Regions from separate parts of the Homo sapiens genome. Here region 1 is linked to region 2. Evidence: chromatin contacts called from ENCODE Hi-C or POLR2A ChIA-PET data. All regions are on one chromosome and are shown on one strand. Each heading gives the region's core, a stretch centred on a gene start or an enhancer-like site at or near the end of the contact. The rest is flanking DNA. Distances are from core to core; before and after follow the strand shown.

What was found. Hi-C counts contacts between places; a loop is a spot of excess contacts on that map. ChIA-PET counts read pairs that join two places held with the same protein, here RNA polymerase II (POLR2A).
Region 1: a loop to region 2 is called in a map of Caco-2, with 4 times the contacts of the local background. The contact joins the promoter of LINC00862 here to the promoter of NR5A2 in region 2. A Hi-C loop is called at or near these places in 1 of 168 maps with a recorded cell type or tissue (Caco-2). POLR2A ChIA-PET finds 5 or more read pairs at or near these places in 3 of 52 experiments (OCI-LY7, Panc1 and activated T-cell).

The regions. Positions count from the first base shown.
Region 1 is chr1:200,371,524-200,378,071 of GRCh38, forward strand. It overlaps LINC00862 (long intergenic non-protein coding RNA 862), which reads right to left and starts at 2,269. Exons shown (of 5, transcript NR_040064.1): 1 at 2,124-2,269; 2 at 1,570-1,646. RefSeq lists enhancers at 623-1,153, 2,550-3,749.
Region 2 is chr1:200,022,807-200,029,068 of GRCh38, forward strand. NR5A2 (nuclear receptor subfamily 5 group A member 2) reads left to right here and starts at 4,904. Exons shown (of 8, transcript NM_205860.3): 1 at 4,904-5,105. The coding sequence starts at 5,042.

The sequences.
Region 1 (6,548 bases), core at 1,019-3,518, 350 kb after region 2:
ATAAAGTTGCCAGAAAGAACGAAGAATAAAAATTATATTCTTTCTTTTCTTTAACAATGAGAGGCTAGCCACACCATTAAAAGAACTAAAAAACAATGAGCTCCACTTTAGAAAGGTTTGTCTTATTAATGAGACAGCCAAATCATGGCCAGCAAAAAGTCAGAATTCAAAAACCCAAGCTGGCACTGACAAGCTATCCTGCAAAAGTAAGGAATAAAATAGGTGCCTCATTCAATATCCTCAAAAAAAAATTTTTAAGACTTTTTTAAGGTCCATAGAGAGTTCACTTTGTGTATTTGGCTTGTTTACAACATATATAGAAACCCAACCACAGTGTCCTATACTCAACAATTGAAAGTGAGGTTACTAAATTTTAATACACATTTCTAGAAAGCCTGGGGGTCTGACTCTGAAAATAAGCCATTCTAGTAAGACAACTTGTTAAGAGTTTCCTTTCAGTAAGCAACATCGACTAACAGAGCAAACAATGATCCAAATTTACACTGTTCGAATTAAAATTTCAAGCATTAACCTCTATTTTGAAATCAATCTCCCTGTCTTTACATAAAGATTATCAACTTCCAATTATCAGAAGAATGCAGCTTATCTTTATTAAAATGTACCCCCCCAATATTTCATGATATTTACATGTTTGCATAGTACTTTCCTATCCTTTTGTAACATGTTTTGCAACTCCTGAAAAGTCAATAGTCTTAGCTCTTCTCTAAAGGGGGAAACACAAGAGACTGAGTGACTAGTTCAGGGTGACTCACAGGCAGAGTCAACATTGGAACTCGGAACACTGAGCCTGGCATTCCAAGTTCCCAAAACCTTGAGGCTCTTGCTAATCCCAGCAGAATTTTCTTCTTTACAGGGCTGTGCTTCTTTGAGGCCTCTGAGACTAGAATGTTAGTGTCCAAAGCTTTCTCTTTCAAAAGTAGTCAATAGTCAGAAATAAATGTTGGCCTGCAAGTTCAATCTTTTTCTTTTTTTTGAGACAGGGTCTCACTCAGTTGCCCAGGTTGGAGTGCAGTAGCACAATCATGGCTTACTGCAGCCTTGACCTCCTGGGCTCAAGCGATCCTCCTGCTTCAGCCTTCCAAATAGTTGGGACCACAGGCATACCCCACCACACCCAGCTAATTTTTAAAATTTTGTAGACATGATGGTCTCACTTTGTTGCCCAAGTTGGTCTCAAAGTCCTGAGTTCAAGGGATCCTCCCACCTTGGCCTCCCAAAGTGCTGAAATTACAGGTATGAGCCACCGCTTCTAGTCCATCTTCACTTTTTAAAAGGCATAGCTAAACTGCATTGATACAACCTAATGATCTCCCTAATTAATGTAACTTTGCTGGTAATTGTTTTTTTAGAGTCCTCTGTTTAAGATTGGGTTAAATTCAAATCAAATGGTACTGTTTAAACTGTTTGCTGTTTTTTGTGTTTGTTCCCCGTTAGTGCTATCTTGGACATGCTGAGCTTCTAACTGCCACAGGGCTGTTTTGCTACTACTGACCTTATAAAGCCAACAGTTAGTGACTGTGTATATAAGGATTTAAGAGATTATTTTACCAGAATAAGGTTGCTTTGTAGCCATCCGGTGTAAATGGTGTTTCTTTCCATTAACAAATTGAAGAGCTCTTAAGCACCTGAAATTAAATAACAGCTTAAAAAATAAATTAATATACAAAAAATTTAGGTTTACTGACAATATCAGATTATTTCCCATTAAAAAAAATCACCCAACTCTTTTTTCTGATGCCTTTCACGTGGGACTTCAAAAAGCTTTTCCAAATATTTTCACTATCTGTAGTTCTCATTCTAATTTTGTAAATTAAAAAAAAAAAAGAGCCAAATAACTGACCCAAAGTTATGCAGTCAGTTGGTAGTAAAAGCCAAATAAGAGCTCAAATTTAATCTAGTCGTTAGAATCTGCCACAGTGTCCTCTTCGCTAAGTTGTACTACTGCCTCATTTTATTTCCCTTAAAAAATAATTGTTTGCATATCAGTTAAACTGGTCACATTGAAATATAAAACACGCCAGTATTATCAAGAGGTCCTTTCTTAAAGCAACAAAATACAATCACCTTTGTGCTAAAAATAAGCTATAAAAATAATTGTGTACCTTATAAATTTATCTACAAGTTTTAGCCTTCATTATATTCATTAATTAAACTGCCATAAATCTTCCTTTCCTATTGCTAAGATATTCTTAAACTTGCATACAAAGCACCAAAATGCACATCAGCCACAACACACACAAATTCATCACTCAATCTCGGTCCATTACTCTTGCCAAGGTCAGTATAGAATATTCTTGAAATTTTCACTTGTAGAATGAATAGATGTTTTGTAAGGATTATCTATTCAGGCAGAAAAAAAGGGGGGAGGGGAAGAACACAAGAAACAATTAGCTATTCAACTGGTACTGAGCAAATTCCAAGTACGGAATCCTTTGTTTGTTTTTATCTTGTTTTTGTTTTTCTTACCTACCTTGGGACTCCAGTCCACGAGAAGAAATACATCTTGTGAGATTTTTGTACAGCCTTTCTACAAACCTCCGTAGAGAAGGAGACGTTGTTGTCAGTTTTGGCTTCCTTTTGCAGTCAGGGACTGGGACCCAGAGTTATCTATTTGCATTTCAACACCCTTCTTTTGTTTTCGGTCCCACAAGAGGCTCAACCAGTTCAAAAGCAGGTAAGGCAGTTAGATCATTGTAATGACCCTAGAAAACTCAAAGGAGAAAACTTTTGCAAACAATGTGGTTATTTTAGCAAAAAACTACTACTTATTTCATCAGTCAAGCCTACAGAGCTCAAGCTAGACCATCTTGTTAAAAATTTACCTTAGGTTGTTCTTAATTCTCTCTGTGCCCTAGAGAGAGAAGAATGATGGTGGAAAGCAGGGTTAGAGAACAGAGAGGAGGAGAGTTCTGCATCCAGAATCTCTTCTGAATAAACAAATATCGCTAAAATATCCAAATATTCACAGGAATTTACAGGTCACATTATTGCATTTGATTCTGAGAGCAACAGCCTCTGTCATTTCTGCTGAAGGAGCATTCCTATATAACTCTAACAAAATTAAGAGAAAAGAATACTTTCTAGGTGGAGAGAGTTGGAGAGGACGGGTAAAGGTGCAGCCATCCCAGTGTCTGAAGGACACTCAGACACAAATGCTGCTGGTGTATACTTCCTGTCACACCCACTCAGATGACTACATGGTCAAGATTCCAGAATGTGATCCCGACGACAGCTTTCTAAGCATTTAATATTCCAAGAGGCATCAGCAGATAAAAATGTGCAGAGTTGCAAATTTTTAATAGAAAAATCCCCCAGGGTCTATGTTGAAGGTCAGTGTTTGGGAAAAGGCTATATTATAATGGGGCTATGGAGTCACAGATTAGAGACGGAAGGGACCATAAGGTTCATTTCCTCAAGGTCCGTGGTTACACAGCTGGTTTGTGACAGGCTATGAGCTCTCTGGGGTCTCAATCTCACGCTCTTGAGCTTTTGGTTACCAAACCTGCTTAGATGAGATCCACAGTGAGGTTATATTGTAAAAATTCTAAGACTTGGCAAGTCAGCCTATAATGAAGATATATATGCATAGACTTCAAAGGACTGACCTTGTCATCACCTACAATAGCTCTGCCGCAAGATTACTGATTCAGGCATTCAGCTTTTGGATAAGCATCTTTCCTTCCAACTTGCATGACAACAACTCCAACTGCTCTTAGAAATATTGGGGCCTCCAGTCTATTGATCCATCTGCTTTCTCCCAATTCATTAGCCTTCAGCTGTTTTCACTTTCCTTCTTACTCAATTTTTATTCCATGGTCTGTTATTACTATATCCTTTTTGCCAATCCCTTAAACTCCCTTCCTCTCTGTTTTTTCTACAAACCTATCTAGGAAAACGACAGCCCTCATTGAACCCCGCCATCTCCTTTCTCTTTGCTTGCACGCAACAGTCAAACTCTGCTGGAGGTGATCAAAAGCGTAGATAGGTTCATCATCACCAACTTCTTATGGGCCCTCAATACTAACAACTACATTTTTGTTTTATTTTTAAGAAATGGAGTCTTGCTCTGTCGCTTAGGCTGGAGTGCAGTGGCATAAACACAGCTCAACGCAGCCTCCATCTCCTGGGCTCAAGAGATCCTCCTGCCTCAGGATCCCAAGTAGCTGGGACTATAGGCACAAGCAATCATGCCCTGCTCTAACAACTGTGTTACGTTTCTTTTTTCAACTTATTTTCCAAGAATTATTTGAAACTTTCTCCATCACCCGCAAGCTTCCAATACACCCATCTTTCTCTCTTTACTCCTTCATCTTCTGCTTAGATGAGGATTCTCTAGATCTTTTTCCACCCAGATCCCTGCTTTCCCTCCTGCTTCAAGGTGAGTGAGACTCCTCCACAACAAGGGAAATCCCTTCTCTTTGGCCTTGTATTCTCTTCTCTCATCATCACCCACAACCTTTTTGTCATTTTTTTCTCATATCACATCATTTTCATCAGAAAAGCCTATTGGTTCTGCCTTCAAAATATATCCAAAATCCAATAATTTATCATCATCATCACTCCTACCCCCTCATCGAAGACATGGTCATCTCTCATCTAGACTATTAATGGTCTATCAACTTTCACCATTGCCCCCTTACAGTCTATTCTCAACAGTGATCTTTCGAAATCATAAGTCAGAGCATGTTCCTCCTCTGCTTAAAACCCTCCAATGGCTTTCTATTTACTCAGAGTAAAAGCTGAAGTCCCTACAAAGACCTTTAATACCCTACCAGCACTGTCCAGTAGAACTTTCTGTGGCAATGGAAATGATCTACATCTCACTGTCCAATACAGTAGCCACTAGCTACATGTGGCTACTGTGCATTTGAAATGTGGCTAGTGCAATTGATAAAATGAATTTTTAATTTTTAAAATTTTAATTAATTTACATTTAAGTAGCCACTTGTGGCCAGAGGCCACCATATTGGAACACTCAGCTCTACAAGATCTATTCCCCATCCACCCTATCCACCTCTTGCCTGAGCCTATAAAAGCCCACAACACACTATAAAAACTCCTTTGAAGTCAGATGATGTCACTCCTCTGCTTAAAAATCTCTATAGTTTCCCATTTTACTCAAAAGCCAAAGAAAGTCCTTATCTTGATTTACAAGGCCTCATATGATCTGGCCACCTCACCCATCTCTCTGACCTCAGCCTCTAGCTTAATCTCTTCCTTGTTGACTCCACTCCAGGCACAACATTGCCCTCCTTAGTGGAACACATCAAGTATGCTATTGCCTCAGGGCCTTTGCTCATGCTGTTTTCACTGCCTGGAACATTCTTTTTCCCAATATTCATATGACAAACTCAGAGCTCCTTCACTTCCTTAGTAAGCACTCTGCTACAAGTGTCTTCTGATGAGAGGCTGATCTGACCTTACTTGATCTGAAAGTCCTATCCAAAACAATTCCCTCCCACTTGATCACTCTCTATCTCCATACTCTGTTTGTTGTTGTTGTTTTTAAGTAGAGAAGTAGTCTCACCATGTTGCCCAGGCTGGTCTTGAACTCCTAGGCTCAAGTGATCCTCTCACTTTGGGCTCCCAAAGTGCTAGGATTATAGGCATGAGCCAACATGCCTGCTCTCTGCTCTTTCTTTATAGCACAGATCTCCATCTATGTTTCTTTACTTATTACTTGTCTCCATCAGCAGGGGCAGCATCTCTGTTTTATTCACAGCAGTATCCCTAATACCTGAAACAGTACCTGGCTCAGAGTAGGGTCACAAACACGCACACACACACACACACACACACACACACACACACACACACGGCTGAATTTGATGAGTGAATACACATGGCCCTATGGTGCCAAAGACTATTTACAAGTCTCAACACTGGTCTACAACCCAGCACTCTCCTGCTGCTATTCCCTGGGGAGAGGTTGGGACTGGGTTCCTCTCTAAGTATAGTATCCTCACTTGCAAGAGGGCAGCTGGGTGCTTAAACTGTATCAGCTCTAATCTTCACCACAATCCATTTTACCAGTTTGGAAACAGACAGGTTAAGTAAACTACTCAAGCTCAGCTAGAGTGACCCTCACCCTGTTTCTTATGAAGGGGTTTCCACAGTCAATAGAAAACTCTTCTACAGGCAGCTACAAAGATATGCATTGAAGTGACCACATAGCTTCATTATAAATCTCTTTACTGATTCTATGCCTTCATAGGGAAAAATGAGAATAACTACTTTTATAACAGACTAAATGAAAATTAATTTCAGAGAGTTTATAGAAAATGGCCAGGTGCAGTGCCTCAAGCCGGTAATCCCAGCACTTTGGGAAGCTGAGGCAGGTGGATCACTTCAGGTCAGGAGTTTGAGTCCAGCCTGGCCAATATGGTGAAACCCCATCTCTACTAAAAACACAAAATTTAGCTGGGCATGGTGGCATACGCCTGTAATCCCAGCTACTCAGGAGGCTGAGGCAGGAGAATCATTTGAACCCAGGAGTCAGAGGTTGCATGAGCCAAGATCGCGCCACT
Region 2 (6,262 bases), core at 3,654-6,153:
GTATTTCTATTCAATCAGCCTGATGGATAAGCTTCAAAGGACCAAAGTAACTCATTAATATAATGTTTCCTCAACAAGCCAGTGAGTTTTGTAGGAAAGCAAGAGAGTGACAAATGGCAAATAGTGTCTTTTAAAGATTCTGTTAGGAGTTATTAGGCAAGCTGGTAATACTACCACCCCCAATTTTTTGTACATTCTTAAAAATAATTATGTCTGATTAGAGGCAGACAGTATAGCATGAAATTCAATCTTTGTGCTATTACATGCTTTGTTAACCATGTACAATAAGGATGAGAAAAAAAGCAAATCACTTTATTTTTGGATTTATTATTATTAATAATTATTTATTCCTTATTCCTCATTATTTATTATTTCATTTATTATTTAAGAGATAGAGTGTCACTATATTGTGCAGGCTGGTCTCAAACTCCTGCCCTCAAGTGATCCTCTTGCTTCAGCCTTTCAAAGTGCTAGGATTTCAGGTGTTAAGCCACCGTGCCCAGCCACAAATCACTTTATGATGCTGTTTAATTATATGAATCCTATGAGGTCTTCTATAAGGTCTCTAATAGTGTATGTGACTAGGATAGAACTGGTGTCAGAAACAAAACCCAAAAACAGAAACTTTCGTATGTCTTCTAAAATTCCACTAAGGAAGATGTGTCTTTCACTTAAGATCCCAAGTCACAAAGCCCATAATCACTTTTTTTTTTTTTTTTTTGAGATGGAGTGTCACTTTGTCACCCAGGCTGGAGTGCAGTGGCACGATCTTGGCTCACTGCAACTTCCGTCTCCTGGGTTCAAGCAATTCTCCTGCCTCAGCCTCCAGAGTAGCTGGGATTACAGGCGTGTACCACCTTGCCCAGTTAATTTTTTGTATTTTTAGTAGAGACAGGGTTTCACCATGTTGGCCAGGCTGGTCTTGAACTCCTGATGACAAGTGATCCACCTGCCTCAGCCTCCCAAAGTGCTGGGATTACAGGTGTGAGCCACTGCGCCCAACCTCCATATTCACTTTTGATGACACGTTGAGTACTTTCTTTCTCTGACATGATACTGAGTACTTTATTTCTCATTTACATCTTACCACAAAAACTACTGGATTTCATCATTTTTGTCATTTTTACTTATGAGGAATTCAAGCCTTAAAAAAGCCAAGCATTACTTTGCCACCAAGAAGGAGGCAAAGTACAAATGGAAGCCCTGAGCTTTCTGACCTCAAATCCTAGGCTCTTAACCACCCTGCTACCCTGCCTTCATTCTTACCATGATCTCATAATTTGTGCTTATATAGGCTGCATTCAGCAACCCAAACTGACTGGTTTCCTCAGGAAAACTGTCAGAGCTACAACCAGTGCATTGAGAGGATCCGATGGACTATGTAATTTTATGGACTGAATGATATGAAAGGCCTCAGGAAATGTGTATCCAACACTTTGGCAGGTGTAAAAGAAGACCTACATATTTCAAAGCAGTTACAGATGCAAAATACGTCCATAGAAATATATGTTCCACACACTTGGAAGGCTAAGGCAGGAGGATCGCTTGAGCCCAGGAGTTCGACACCAGCCTGGGCAACATGGTGATATACTGTCCCTACAAAAAAATACAAAAATTAGCTGGGCCTCATGGCTCACACCTGTAATCCCAGCACTCTGGGAGGTCGAGGTGGGTGGATCACCTGAGGTCAGGAGTTTGAGACCATCCTGGCCAACATGGTGAAACCCCATCTTTACTAAAAATACAAAAATTAGCTGGGCGTGGTGGTGGGTGCCCGTAATCCCAGCTACTTGGGAGGCTGACATAGAAGAATCACTTGAACCCGGGAGGTGGAGGTTGCAGTGAACCGAGATCATGCCACTGCACTCCAGCCTGGGTGACAGAGTGAGACCTTGTCAAGAAAGAAAGAAGAAAGAAAAGAGAAAGAAGGAAAGAAGGAAAGGAAGGAAGGAAGGAAGGAAGGAAGGAAGGAGAGGGGGAAGGGAGGGGAGGGGCGAGGGGAGGAGGGGAGGGGAGAGGAGAGGAGAGGAAAGGAGAGGGAGAAAAAGAGAGAGAGAGAGAGAAAGAGAGAGAGAGAGAAGATGGGGAAGGTCCCTTCTGGGTTTCCATCTAAAATCAAAGAAGAAATCATTGGTTTCAATAATAATATTTTAAAATCCACCCTATGATTTTTTTTTCTTTAAAAGAAAAATATCAATCTAAGAAAATAATACCTAACATGGTGTTAATGAAAAGTAGGTTGGATTGGTTATGTGTACATAAGAACTTAAAGCTCAAAGGAAAAACAGCACGTATACCAGCATGTTGACCTGGCTCCGCTGACAGCCAGGATTACCAGTTATTTCACTTGGTGTGTACCAGTGCTACTTGGAAACTACCCACCTTCCATGAGCAGGTCTACTCAATAAAATCTTACTTTCATGAGGCTGTGAGGATATCCAAATGGGGACATTTCTTATACTCAGAAGACCACAAGTCACGAATGTGGCCACTTCTGATTCTGACTTCAGGGGTCACCCAGACCCCAAGCCACCCCAACCCGATAAAGGCAAGTTCACCTTGGGCAAAGTTCAGAGCCAGCAGCACAGCTGAAAGGCAGTGGACAGCACTTTCAGATGCTGTATTCCAACATTTCAACTGACATGAAGTGAGGCAAGAGGGGAAATAACTAACAGTAATCTGATTAAAAAACAAAAGAGAAAAAAAAAAGGGCCTGGTGTGGTGGCTCATGCCTGTAATCCCAGCACTTTGGGAGGCCGAGGCGGGTGAATCACCTGAGGTCAGGAGTTCGAGACCAGCCTGGCCAACATGGCAAAACCCCATCTCTACTAAAAATACAAAAATTAGCCGGGCATGGTGGCACGTACCTGTAATCCCAGCTACTAGGGGGGCTGAGGCAGGAGGATTGCTTGAACCTGGGAGGCGGAGGTTGCAGTGAGCCAAGATTGTACCACTGCAGTCCAGCCTGGGCAATGGAGCAAGACTCTGTCATTAAAAAAAAAAAAAAAAAAAGGACTGGCCTGGGTTTACAGGTAGCTCACACCTGTAATCTGAGCACTTGGGGAGGCTGAGGCAGGAGGACTGCTTGAACCCAGGAGACCAACCTGGGCAATACAGCAACACACTGTCTCTACAAAACATTTAAAAAATTAGCTGGGTGTGGTGGTACACATCTGTAGTCCTAGTTACTCAGGAGGCTGAGGCAGGAGGATTGCTTAAGTCCATGAGTCTGAGGTTGCAGTGAGCTATGACTGTGCCACTCCATTCCAGCCTGGGTGACAGAGTGAGATCCCATCTCTAAATAAATTAATAGACCATAAATTCTGTAATGTGAATCTTTAGACAAAGACTGCTAAATCTATCATCTGATATATGAAGTTTTATTACAACAAATGTTTATATATTGAGTTAAAAATTATCTGTACCCATACACACAACCTGCATTTACTTAATTTAAAAGGAGTGTCAATATTAAAATTGAGGATTTTGGCCAGGTGCGGTGGCTCACGCCTATAATTCCAGCACTTTGGGAGGCCGGGTAGATCATTTGAGGTCACAAGTTTGAGACCAGCCTGGCCAACACGGTGAAACCCCGTCTTGACTAAAAATGCAAAAATTAGCCGGGCATGGTGGTGTGCCCCTGTAATCCCAGCTACTGGGGAGGCTGAGGCGGGAGAATTGCTTGAACCCGGGAGACAGAAGCTGCAGTGAGCCGAGATCGTGCCACTGCACTCCAGCCTGGGCAACAGAGCGAGAACCCATCTCAAAAAAAAAAAATTGTTATTTTGTTGTTATTGTTGTTTTTGAAGACAGAGTCTCACTCTGTTGCCCAGGCTGGAGTGCGGTGGCATGATCTTGGATTGTGTTCTTCCAGGGTTGCAGAGAGAAGTGCAACAGCGTCTCATTGCAACCTCTGCCTCCCAGGTTCAAGCAATTCTCCCGCCTCAGCCTCCCAAGTAGCTGGGATTACAGGAGTGCACCATCACACCCAGCTAATTTTTGCATTTTTAGTAGAGATGGAGGTTTCACCATGTTGGCCAGGCTGGTCTCGAACTCCTGACCTCAGGTGATCCGCCTGCCTTGGCTTCCCAAAGTGCTGGGATTACAGGTGTGAGCCACCATGCCCAGCCTAAGAATAATAACTTTATAACTATGAAAAATGTGTTACATATTCACCATTTTGCCAGCATTAATCTCAAAGCATAAGTTTTACCTTTTGGGGATAAAGAGATAGATTGTGTTTTAGCCATATGACCAATGTAGAAACAAGCTAAGGTTAACTCCTCATCTAATGAATAGGCCCGATAAAAAAGTTGGTTGACCACAACATGAATAAATAAATAACCATAAGCTTGGAAATGCTACCTGTAGTATTTCAGAGTGTCGATCACATTTGTAGTCATCACTTAAAGAATTAATGTCTGCCAATGTTATCATCTAAAATGTATTTACAGAGGTCAGAAGAGCTATGTCTGTCCTCCTCTATGCAAAGAGGTGATGACATCAAGGGGTATGTCACAAGCCAAAGTTTAGTTAGCCTAAGTTAGTTAGCTGGTTTGCAGTTTTTATCCACTAAGTCTGATCTTCTGACCCCTCAGTTTTACAACTTTCCACTCTCTGTGCTGCATAGCACCTCTCCACTTCTGAGTTAATCATTTCTTTGCCATTATCTGGCAAGAATTCTTATCTCTTTTGCTGTCACTTTATAACAGGGTCCTCTTATCAACCTGCATAGAGTCATGTGATGAGTCAAAGCCTATCAAAAGTTTCCATTCTTCTGATTAGAAACCATCATGAAACTGGATACATGGTTTACAGCAGGTCACTAATGTTGGAAAAAGTACAGAGTCCAGGGAAAGACTTGCTTGTAACTTTATGAATTCTGGATTTTTTTTTTTCCTTTGCTTTTTCTTAACTTTCACTAAGGGTTACTGTAGTCTGATGTGTCCTTCCCAAGGCCACGAAATTTGACAAGCTGCACTTTTCTTTTGCTCAATGATTTCTGCTTTAAGCCAAAGAACTGCCTATAATTTCACTAAGAATGTCTTCTAATTCAGATACTGGGGATTTACAAGAGTCTTTAAAGCACGGACTTACACCTATTGGTAAGTAGGAGTTTCTCTATTGATCATCTATTTATTCTGCTACTACATACATATAATTTAATCTTGTTGATGGATTTTGCATTTTAAGTCATGGCTTTTCCTATTATGTTTATTAAAAGCACACAATAAGCCTATGTATATATATCACACATTTATCTTTCTTGCAGTTCAAAAAAAGCAAATGGATATTTCAACATATGAATATTATTCATTATATCTAGTGTTTACTGGTGTCATTCTAATACCCTAATCAGCCAGAAAATATAATTTATACTTTATCAATTTCAACTTTAATATTTTCTGATAATTTTTAATCAGAAATAATAAGCTAAAATTTGAACAATTTGAAACAAGTTAATCATATTGAGTGATCATTGATCAAACTTTAACAGATAGCTGTCAAGTATTTGTTACTTTTCAACCCACACAAAAGTATGGTGTCTTATTCTCTGCTTATACCGTAAAAAATTTTCATTTTATTTTCCTGGGGAATGAAAGTCATGCCCCCACCTCCAAAAAAAAAAAAAAAAAACCAAAAAAACTAGACCATCATTAGTAAAGGATTTGAAGAGCTACTGTTTCTCGCAACAATTAGTATATTTTGTTTTTACAAACAGAAATAAGTAAATAAAGCTACTATTCATTTAAAAAATAGAGTTACAAACTTATGAATTTTATAGCAAGACTACATTCAATTAATTCTAAAAGTAAAGGACTGAAGGGAAGTGATTCCCAGTGATCTGTAATTATTTGTCTGTTGGAAGTCAGGCCCTTCTGCCTTTCCCCAGTTTTTGAAGGACCTGTGCCTTTTCTGGCAGCATTTGCCTAGGCTTTCAGACTGGAATTTCCCTCCGAATTTGCAGGGGCCTGTCATGAGCTCTCTGAGTCTCAGCTCCATTATAACAAGAAAGAAAATCAAGGCTTGAGTTTTTCCTCTTTTTTCCTTCCTAGTCAGCTGACTCCACAGAATGCAGTGGAGTCACAGATTGCTTTTTTTATGGGCCAACTACACCCTAAAGTATATCACTTGAGGAAATGTTTACCAAAAATGTTCTATACTTACGAAAAAGAAAACATGGGGAAGGTAAGCAGGGTGTAACACACAATCAATTGTTCTGCAGATAACACAGAAAATACAGGCACAAGAAAGATGAGAG